Linked DNA regions of Homo sapiens: region 2 is linked to region 1. Evidence: chromatin contacts called from ENCODE POLR2A ChIA-PET data. All regions are on one chromosome and are shown on one strand. Each heading gives the region's core, a stretch centred on a gene start or an enhancer-like site at or near the end of the contact. The rest is flanking DNA. Distances are from core to core; before and after follow the strand shown. Region 1 overlaps PRDM2 (PR/SET domain 2). Region 2 holds the start of CDC42 (cell division cycle 42).

Evidence for each region. ChIA-PET counts read pairs that join two places held with the same protein, here RNA polymerase II (POLR2A).
Region 2: POLR2A ChIA-PET joins it to region 1 with 10 read pairs in AG04450. The contact joins the promoter of CDC42 here to the enhancer-like site in region 1. POLR2A ChIA-PET finds 5 or more read pairs at or near these places in 2 of 52 experiments (A673 and AG04450).

Annotation. Positions count from the first base shown.
Region 1 is chr1:13,790,636-13,795,952 of GRCh38, forward strand. All of the region lies in intron 8 of PRDM2 (PR/SET domain 2), which reads left to right. Among named protein-coding and RNA genes, the nearest start is that of PRDM2, 93 kb to the left of the region's middle. RefSeq lists an enhancer at 2,146-2,646. Within about 2 kb of position 2,101, at least 3 of the 41 ENCODE cell types and tissues checked have a DNase peak (open chromatin) inside an H3K27ac peak, as active enhancers do.
Region 2 is chr1:22,050,227-22,055,543 of GRCh38, forward strand. CDC42 (cell division cycle 42) reads left to right here and starts at 2,483. Exons shown (of 6, transcript NM_001791.4): 1 at 2,483-2,516. RefSeq lists silencers at 2,572-2,721, 2,782-3,001, 3,012-3,191 and enhancers at 2,904-3,471, 3,472-4,040.

The sequences.
Region 1 (5,317 bases), core at 851-3,350:
ACGTGACCGTTAAGATTTTAGACAGAACATCTAATGTCAAAATAGAAGTTGAATACGGTTTGAGGTTTGAGTGGGTGGCATGTAGGGAAAAAAGTGCGAAACTGCTCCTTGGTGCCATGGATCTCTGTGCTGCAGTCCCAGGCCCCTAGGCCCGATCCTTGCTGCCACCTACACAGGGTCATGTCACTTCCTCCCTCCCCCCCTTCTGCCCTTGTGCCGCTTCCTCTGAGTGGTGGTGGAAATGATCTGAGAAGCTTTAGGGTGGATTCAGTCTGGCTTTCCAATGCCTGCTGTTTGCTGGGTACTCTGCTGAGCATCTACAAGTCTTGGCAATGACAGCCTGAGGTTGGTGTCATTTACCGATGGAGAAACAGATTTGGGGAAAGTGATTTTGTTCCAAGGGCACACAACTCTAAGGTGGCAAGTTGGGATTTGAACTCCAAGCTACACTGTGCAGTCCATCGTTTTTATAGGTAGGGTTTTTTTTTTTTAAGGGATTTTATTTCTTCTAAATATAGAAAACAGGACGCAGTACCTTCTCCATAAAAGCTTTTCCAAGCATTAGTGAACAAGTGGAACAGTCATTTGTGGGTAAGGAAATCTTCCTGGTGCAGCGAGCCTTTATTAGTCAGGAGTTGCTCCTGGACCCATTTGCTTTTAGTTTCCCTCTCACTGTGGAATAAACTTCTACCCCCATCACAGACCAATTAGTTCAGGTCAATCAAGCTGGCTTTTATAGAGCCATGTGGTTCATCAACGGCAACGTGACTGTTTAACAGAAGCCAAGCTCATTATAGTAATACCCTTTGATTTTGGAGATGATTCTAAAGGCCCTGGGATCCTCAAGCATCTCCTCAGATACCGGCGGAGAACCTTGAGCTGCTGGGCATTAACCCAAAAAGAAAGTTGGTCTAGGCTGCCTCCCGACTTCAGCAAATAGTGTGTTTGTTACATGCAAAACAAACAGGTATTTACGTTCTGCCGATACCTTATTTTTAAAGTATAGGATTAGAACCTGGAGGGGGTGTGTAGGTTTCATTTAGTTTTCTAGATTAAGAATTGAGGAAACCATCATCACTCTACATTAAATTACTTGCAGTTGCAAAAATTGCATTTAATTGTGAGTCATTAAAAGGTACCCAGAAATACTTTTATTAAAATAAACTTGTCGACCTGTTGCGGGTAATAGGATTTGCACATGCCTGCATTTCTGCCTTCCTTATGTCAGCTGGATTTCTTTTCAACTCTTTTTTAAAATAGAAATTCAGGTGGACATTCTGGAGACCATAAACATTTTACGGAAGACTGGTGCCTAAATGTGCCTTCCCATGTCCAGCTAATAAACCATGGCAGGAAGTCAACAGAACAAGCCATGTTTCTGAACACCCTTTCATAGGTGCCACCTGAGTTACTCAGTGAGGGGAGAAAGAACTGGAGTGTCATTTCAGCAACCACAGAAAGCTACAGGTGAATTTTAAAGCCCAGGTTTGTGTTCTGATTCAGAACATATTTAAGCTAAGAATATTTCCTTATTCATGTTTAAACAGGAGCCTATGATACAATCTGGAATCCTACATCTACTGAGTCTTAGCATTAAATCTAAATGTACATTTAAAATAGGACTCACTTTAAAAAACCTGGAATTTGTGGCACAGGTAAGTTAACAAAAGGGCATTTAGGCCTTAGGAGACAGTTATGGGTATTTTAATTTTTTAACTTAAAAACAATTTCAGTGTACAGCAGTTGAATTTGTCGTAGCATTTAATCATTGGCCCAAAATATACTTTAATTTTTTTTATTGGAATGAAGTTATTTAAAACTCATGGATTCAATTTTCCTTGCGGTAACATTCTCTTCTCACTTGCTTTTTATAATCGCATCCAATCCTTGCCAACCCAGCTAGAGTTTAGAACATTTTCAGATGGCTTCTATTTCCAGGCTATTATTGGACTTGTGAATTCAGGCACATTCTCCTGTTGTGATTCAGTCAGCCAGCCATTCAGAAAACATCTTTCAACAGCCAATCTGAATCATCAAAGTGTCAGGCTGTAGATCTGAAGGACTTTGTCCTGGGACTCTTAGAGGACCCTCGGGGTGTAGCTAACCACCATGGAGGGAGTTGAGGATGCGCCTGGAGTGTCACTGGCCTTTCCAGCGCGTGGGGCACCTTTCTGAGTGCTTTACATTTTGAGCTCTCCCACATCTGACGGAGATGGTATTCTCATTTACAGATAGATTAACCGAGTCGGAGAGAGGCAACATCACTTGAATTATGTCCCATGGCTACAAGTGGAGACCCCAAACCCAGCCATCTGGTTCCAGAGCCAAGCTCAACTACAATTTGAAACCACCTAATCACTGTGCCCTTGGGTTTTAGAGAGACTTGCATGTACATAACTGTTGTGTCCCCCAAATGAGATGCTGATGGCCAGAGAGCAGTTTTACTGCAGAGAGTGTGTGTAGGATCATGGGAAGAACATGGGCATTGAATGCCTTCCCATCTAGGTGTTCCTTACCTGGGTGCTGTTAGTTACTGAGTGGCAGGGCATGCTGCCCACAGAGTGACCAGCTTCCTGGCCTGTAGGGGAGCTCTGTGCCCCCCACCTGCCACATGCCGTGCGCGTTACAGAAGGCAGCATGTGTTCCCAGTGAGGATCCAATGGCTGATGGCTGTGGTGGCGCTGGTGATGACAGTGGACGCTTAATCCGCGTCAGGTGCTCAAGTCCTCACAAAAACAGACCTAGGGAGGCACCGCTAAGGAAATTGCCAGGTCTTAGTAGCCGGCCCCGGGTGGAAAGGGGCAGCATGTGGGGAACTTGGATGATGGTGATCACTAAAGAACTTGGGGACGAGGCTGTTGCAGAAACGACTCACTTTTCAAAAGCCCTGAAAGAGAAAAAAGCCCTTTGTGGGAACTGAGAAACATAAGTTTCTATTAATTTCATGAGTGGGTGGTTCTATCCTTTGGTGAGGCTAGAGCTTTGTCAGAATTTTTAAAACACTCCTAAAGGCTTCTAGAATGATGTATTCTTTTCTATCTAGGTAAGTGCGGAGCAATTGAGTCCCGGCTCATGGAGAGCATAGAGCAGGGATGTCCAATCTTTTGGCTTCCCTGGCCCACGTTGGAAGAACTGTCTTAGGTCACACATAAAATATAGTAACATGAAAGCTGATGAGCTAAAACAAAAGAAAGATATCGCAAAAAAAAAAGTTAGTGTTTTAAGAAAGTCTATGAATTTGTGTTGGGCTGCATGCAGCTTGTGGGCTGCAGGTCGGACAAGCTTGGTACCTGGGGAGCTCCAGACATTGATTCTCCTGGGATCCCTGGAGCCTTTCTCAGTCTGAGACCAGGGCCCCTCATGGGAGCAATGCAAGTTGAGACAGAGCTTCAGTTCAGCCTGGTCTGCCATGATTACATAGAAATGGAAATTCCAAGTTCAGAATTTCCTGAAGGCCACTTGCATTCCACAGAAGAGATGGTGAGGTGCAGGCCAGCACTAGCCGGGGTTGAGGTTCTACTGTTTTCATGACAGGCAGCGGAATGTAGGTACGGGCATTGGCTCTGGACCTGGAAGGCTGATCAGCTGGCACCTCCTCCAAGAAGCCTTTCCTGACCATCGATCTGTCACACTGCCTGGTCCCTCATCCCTCTACTTGCTGTGCTTTACTGTTCAAGACCCTTAAGCCTTCTGTACATTCTGTTATGGACTCATTATGTTTGTTTACTCTATGTCTCCCCCTTCTTAGATGAGAGTTCTACCCAGGCAGGAACTTTGATTTCTTCACTGCTGCGTTCCCAGCATCTATTAATAGAATGGAGCCTGGCATGTAGTAGCTGCTCAATAAATATTTGTTGAATAAAATATTTGAATTCTGGCTTTATCATGTGTAGTTCTGTAAGCGTAATCTATGCAAGTTACTCAACCTCTCCGAGCCCGTTTTCCTTTCTGTGGAAGGGCAGTAATCAATCTGACCACAAAGAATTGCCACGAAGACAACTTTAGAGCAGCCTGGAAGGACCACAGATGCTGTTCACCCCAGTGAGTGCTGTCAACGTCAGCTGCTGTCAGCATCACTATTATGACTGACTGATGTCCTCTCTAATCTCAGTTTGAATCTGATGAAAAGTTGAGCCTGGCATGCCATGTATAAGATTTCATGACAGCGTGAGTTGTAGTAGCCAGAACATTCCCTCATTATCTCCTGCCTCTGCCCAGAGAGAAAGCTCTCAAGTGGCCTGTAACTCCTGGTTTGGCTACCAGTGGCACCAAGGACCTTTGCTGTGTCTTTGCCAGGCCAGAGCTGTTCCTCTGTGGACCAGAGCTGCTTCCTTCTTATAGCAGATGCTCCCACCCATCAGAACTAAAGAGAAGTGAGCTGTAAGACAAGAAATCATTTTCCAATTCAAAGTGAGAAAAAAGATGATTCATTCTTATTCTATCACCCCCTCCCTGTAACTTTCTATTTCTTTTGGTTTTGAATTTCAATGTCAATTTTTAAAAGGTAAGTTAAGAAGAAAGCATTTCATTAGCTCTGTCAAACCATGAAAACCAAATAACCTCGCTTTGCTGAAACAATAATAATGTAAGGATGATCACCGATAATGCTTGCTGGCCACGATGTAAATAAAGGGCTTTCCATGTATTACCTCATTTAATCTTCAAAAGAGCCCTATGAATAATTTCATGTTCTCCCATTTTACAAATGGGGAAACCGAGGCACAGGGAAGTCAAGCAATTTGCCTGAAGTCACAGATGGTAGGAGGTGGAGCCAGGAGTCAAGTCCAGGCAGTCTGTCTCATCTCTTAATCATGAGTTTGTGCTACCTCTCGTCTGTGGATCTAGGCGTGAGGAGGTAGAAGGGAGCCCCTGGTCACGCCCCTGTGCCGCCTTCTAGTGGCATGGCCTTTAAGCAGCAAAGAATGTGACTTGTAAGCACCTTGTCTGCTGGACAAGAAGCACCAGCAGATTTGAAGGAGCTGAAAACTGTGTTGCGGGTGAATGGATGTCTTTGTTCTTCCTGGGATGAACCCATTTTGTATCTTCTTGGGAAACCAGCATGTCTGAGGTTTCGGCCAGGCCTCGTTTTTACCAAGGTTGGAGCCTCATCCCTCCAGCTTTGTTAGAGAAGGAGCAGATCTAGATACTGAACAGCCCAGAGGATGGATGAACCTACTCTCTAGGGTCAACTTCTCCCCCTTCTATTTTCACAGAAGTCTTTCCAAGCCAGGGTTGACCAGCAGGTTTCCATTTGTGTAGGGGGAGCAGTTGCCCAGGGTGCTGCATAGAACTGGATTCTGAAGCTGGGTTCACACTC
Region 2 (5,317 bases), core at 1,233-3,732, 8.3 Mb after region 1:
CCATGTTGGTCAGGCTGGTCTTCAACTCCTGACCTCAGGTGATCCACCAGCCTCAGCCTCACAAAGTGCTGGGATTACAGATGTGAGCCACTGTGCCTGGCCTGAAGCTTATCTTCTAATTTCTCTATAATAAACCTGCTTGATAGTGTGGTAGTGTCATAGTCAACTAGAGCCAGCCTCCTGAGTGCAAGTCTCAGCTCTGCCACTGCTTGGCATGGCGGCTATGGACAAGTCTCTTAACACCTCTGAGCTTCAGTTCATGTAACCATAAAGTGGGGGTAACAGTTCTTAACTCATAGGGTGGCTGTGAGTATTAAATTAGCTACTACTACCTGCAAAGCTATTAGCCATACCTGCAGTAAACACTAAAAAATGTAGTTCTTATTTTTGGGTAATTAAAAAATCCAAAAGAGGGCTGGGTGCGGTGGCTTACACCTGTAATCGCAGCCCTTTGGGAGGCCAAGGCAGGTGGATCACAAAGTCATGAGTTCAAGACCAGCTTGGCCAATATGGTGAAACCCCGTCTCTACTAAAAATACAAAAATTAGCTGGGCATGGTGGTGGGCACCTGTAGTCTCAGCCACTTGGGAGGCTGAGGCAGGAGAATTGCTTGAACCCGGGAGGCGGAGATTGCAGTGAGCCGAGATCGAACCACTGCATTCCAGCCTGGGTGACAGAGCGAGACTCCGTCTCAAAAAAAAAAAAAAAATCCAAAAGAAAATATGACTATAAGTCAATATACTGGAATTAAGTGTCTTTGTTGGCCAAATAGCTGTGGCAGTAGACAATAAATGAGCTGTTATTAAGATAAGCAATTTTTTTTTATTTTTTTTGAGACAGAGTCTCGCTCTGTTGCCCAGGCTGGAGTGCAGTGGCGCGATCTTGGCTCACTGCAAGCTCCGCCTCCCGGGTTCACGCCATTCTCCTGCCTCAGCCTCTCGAGTAGCTATGACTACAGGAGCTCGCCACCACGCCCGGCTAATTTTTTTGTATTTTTAGTAGAGGCGGGGTTTCACCGTGTTAGCCAGGATGGTCTCGATCTCCTGACCTCGTGATCCGCCCGCCTTGGCCTCCCAAAGTGCTGCGATTACAGGCATGAGCCACCGTGCCCGGCCTAGGATAAGCAATTTAAGCGATTTTTCTCTAACATGGGGAAACATCTAAGAATAAGAGAGGGAAGTTCTCTATTTTCCTGAAGCTTTCATACTAGCAGAGAAGACAAATAATAGATACTGCGAAGATAGGATGATTGAAGAATGCAGTGATATAAATTTGGGGGAAGAGGAGGGAGGCAGAGCAAAGAAATTCAAGGCCTTGGCCAGACGTAATGTCTCACACCTTGTAATCCCAGCAGTTTGGGAGGCTGAGGCAGGCTGATAGCTTGTGTCCAGGAGTTCGAGACCAGCCTGGGCAATCCAGCAAAACCCTGTGTCTACAAAAAAATACAAAAATTAGCCAGGCATGGTGGCATGCGCCTGTGGTCCCAGCTACTTGGGAGGCTGAGGTGGGAGAATCGCCGGGACGTCGAGATTGCAGTGAGCTGAGATCGTGCCACTGCACTCCTGCCTGGGTGACAGAGCAAGAACGTCTCAAAGAAAAAACAACAACAACAACAACAACAACAACAACAAAAACACAAGGCCTGTGGTTGGGGGAAGGTTGTAACTCTAAAAAAGACCCATGTGGCTACAGCGAGGGACACTGGGTGTAGGTAGAGATAAGAAGAGTGATACTCAGTTCTCACATCACGGCGGACTGAATACAGGCCCGGGGAGTGAGAGACCATCCACCCCTGTGATCTGGGGCAAGTCACCAGCCCTTTCAGAGAAGCTTCCGTCTTCTCTGCAAAATGGGACAATACCTTGCTTCACAAGCTTGCAAGGATCAAAAGAACTGGTAGTGGGCCGGGCGCGGTGGTTCACGCCCGTAATCCCAGCACTTTGGGAGGTCGAGGCAGGTGGATCACTTACTTGAGGTCACGGGTTCGAGACCAGCCTGGGCAAAATGGTGAAACCCCGTGTCTGCTAAAAATACAAACATTAGCCTGGCGTGGTGGCAGGTGCCAGTGATCCCAGCTACTCGGGAGGCAGAGGCAGGAGGATCGCTTGAACCCAAGGGGTGGAGGTTGCAGTGAGCTGAGATCGCGCGCTGCACTCCAGTCTGGGCAACAGATCAAGACTGTCTCAGAAAAAACAAACAAAAAAGAACTGGTAGAGGAAGCGCTTTGCATACTATCGTTCACAGTATTATTACAAATACAACCATTAGGAAAACATGCAGAGCATAGCCCCGAACTCACGAGCTGCGCCGGCCCGCGCGTGCGCGACAGGCGGGCGGAGCCAGGGCAGTCCAGGCACCGCCTTGACCCGCCCCAGCCTCTTCCCCTTCCCTGTTCCTCCCACTTCCGCGGGCACCCAACTGTGCGTCTCCTGCGCGCTGACGTCAGGTGCGTGCCCCTGTCCGGCAGCCGAGGAGACCCCGCGCAGTGCTGCCAACGCCCCGGTGGAGAAGCTGAGGTGAGTGCGGGGCCCGAGGTTCCCCGCGGGAGCTGCCACCCTACCTTCCCATCCCCGCCGTCTCCGTCCTCTCCCAGTCCTCGGGGACACCCCGTCTGCGGGATCGTGGGGGGCCCGGGAGCACGGGTTGTGGGGGAGTGCCCGGCTCGCGCTGCGTCCTCCGGGCGGGCGCGGGTCCGCGTTCTGTGGGGGAGCCGGGGCGGGGGTCGCGGCCGGGGAGGCAGGGGGCGCCCGTCTGAGGAGGGGCGCGCGGCCGGGGCTCGGGGCGCGAGCGGGACCGGGCTGTCACCGGCAGCGGCGGAAGGAAGGGGGTCACACCCATCCTGGGCGCCCGGGCTCCCCTCCCCCCAGCCCGGCCCGGCGGGCTCCTAAGGGCGGCCGGGGGCCTCAGAGCGACTCGCGGGCGCTTGGGCCGGGCCGGGCGCCGGTCTTCCGTGCTGGCAGGCTGCGTTCCGTGCCCTGCGCTCCGGCCTGGACTTCCTGCTTCGCCGGGCGCCGCCGCGGACATTTTGCGGCGGGGGTGGGGGGGCGGGGGAGGGGAGTGGCGTTGCGGCCGCGGCGGGGCGGTGGCAGGAGGGCAGCTCGCTGGCTGCTCGCGGCGGTGCCTGTCCGAGCTCCCCTCCGCGCCGGCCGCGTCCTCTGGGCGGGGTGGCCCCGAGCCACGGCCTCCAGGCTGCTCTTCCTTTCGGAGGTCGAGTTCCTAGCATTTCCATCCGCTCCTCCAGCCCGCTCCCTGCCGGTTTAGCTGAAGCTTCCCTTTCGGGGAGTTACCTAACTACCTCCCGAAGCCGTCGTTCTGCTGCTTGGTTAATTCCTCTTATCGGGGGGGAATTTTCTTTGTTCGTTTGTTTTTCCTCCCCTTTAAGTCCAAGATAAATGTAGTGTGGAAGATTACGTCATCGCGGTATAAGGAGTGAGACTTAACTCCTACAAGTCAGGGACTTAAATTCAAACAGCATTTTGCAGCCTTAGTCGGTCACCCAGTGGCTTATCCTGCCTGCTTCCCAACACGTCGTATTCACAGATGATGTTTTGAAAGCTTGTTACTTGTGTTCATGACCGCCTTCAGTGCACCTAAAAGCTAGGAAGGTTTAAAATCCCAGGATTAGTTTGTGTCAGGGAATAAAGTGTAAGACAACACCGTCCACGGCCCCTTGCGTGGCATTAACTTTAAATAGAGGTCCCTTTGACTATACTAGAATGAGGTGGGTTTATTTGTGGGAACACTTTTCGGTCCAAAATGACTTTCCCAGACTGTTTATTCTCCTTTATGACTTACTGCATGCTGGGAATCTCCCTAGGTTGATTCAAGTGCACTTTTTGTGGTGAAGTTGTGTTGAAAAGAGGATCAGTTTATGCCTGATCTATGCTAGACATTTTAGTTTTGTTATTAAAAACGAGACTTCGATCTTTAAGCAAAAAACTTAATATTTTCATAATTTTGAGATCACAATTTTTATTTTTTTTGAGACAGGGTCTCAAAGACGTTACTAAATATAATGGATATTGCACTCCCAGGCTGCAGTGCAGTGGCGCGATCTTGGCCCACCGCAGCCTCCGCCTCCCGGGGTCAAGTGAGCCTCCCACCTCAGCCTCCCGAGTAGCTGGTACTGCAGGCATGTACCACCATGCCCCGCTAATTTTTGTATTTTTTGTACAGACAGGGTTTCGCCATGTTGCCCAGGCTGGTCTCGGACTCCTGGGGTCAAGCAGAGATCACAATTTTTGTTCCCTAGGGTGTTTACATTCTAAATTTTGTATCCTTCCGCGACTGCAATAGTATCACACAAAAATGTTGACTCTGTAAAGCAAATGAGATCCAATTGTGTAATGCATTGTTGTAAAGATAATTCATGTCGAAACAAGTGCTTTCCCACTGTTTCTCATTTCTATAGAGAACAGATTGGTAAACACTTAAAAGGAGTGTAGGTTCAAGGCAGCTTTCTGTAGTGTGTAGGCATTACAGACCATTGGATAGGTGTGGAACTTGAATCTTCTGAAATACATTTGTTAGCCTTGATGTAATATTTTAGGCATATAAAATTGGAACACATCTGCCTTATTTTCTTGAGCTTTCTATTTTTAATAATTTTAAATAATATCAATTTGTATCTTTCCTTTTAGAAAGTAACAGTAGTTTGAATTTATGTATATATATATATATATATATATATATATATTTTTTTTTTTTTTTTTTTTTTTTTTTTTTTTTTTTTTTTTTTTTTTTTTGAGAAGGAGTCTCGCTCTGTCTCCCAGGCTGGAGTGCAGTGGCGCAATCTCAGCTCACTGCAAGCTCCGCCTCCCAGGTTCACACCATTCTCCTGCCTCAGCCTCCCGAACAGCTGGGACTACAGGCGCCCGCCACCACGCCCGGCTAATTTTTTGTATTTTTAGTAGAGACGGGGTTTCACGGTGTTAGCCAGGATAGTCTTGATCTCCTGACCTCGTGATCCGCCCGCCTCGTCCCCGCAAAGTGCTGAGATTACAGGCGTGAGCCACCGTGCCCGGCCTGAATTTATAGTTTTTATACTGAGATGGAGATAAGAGTTTGGTAATCAACTAAGTATTGAATGAGCTCGTTTTCAGTAATTTCTTCAAGACCAGAAAGGTATCACATCCTCTGTTTATACTCTTAAAATGTTTTCATGTTACAACCAATACCTGTCCGTATTAAACTTAATTTTTTGGGAATCTAAGGCAGATGTTATAGCCTAGAGTAGTATAGGGAGTTAAAAAAAAAATTGGTGATTTTTTTTTTTTTTTTGGAGACAGGGTCTTACTCTGTCGCCCAGGCTAGAGTG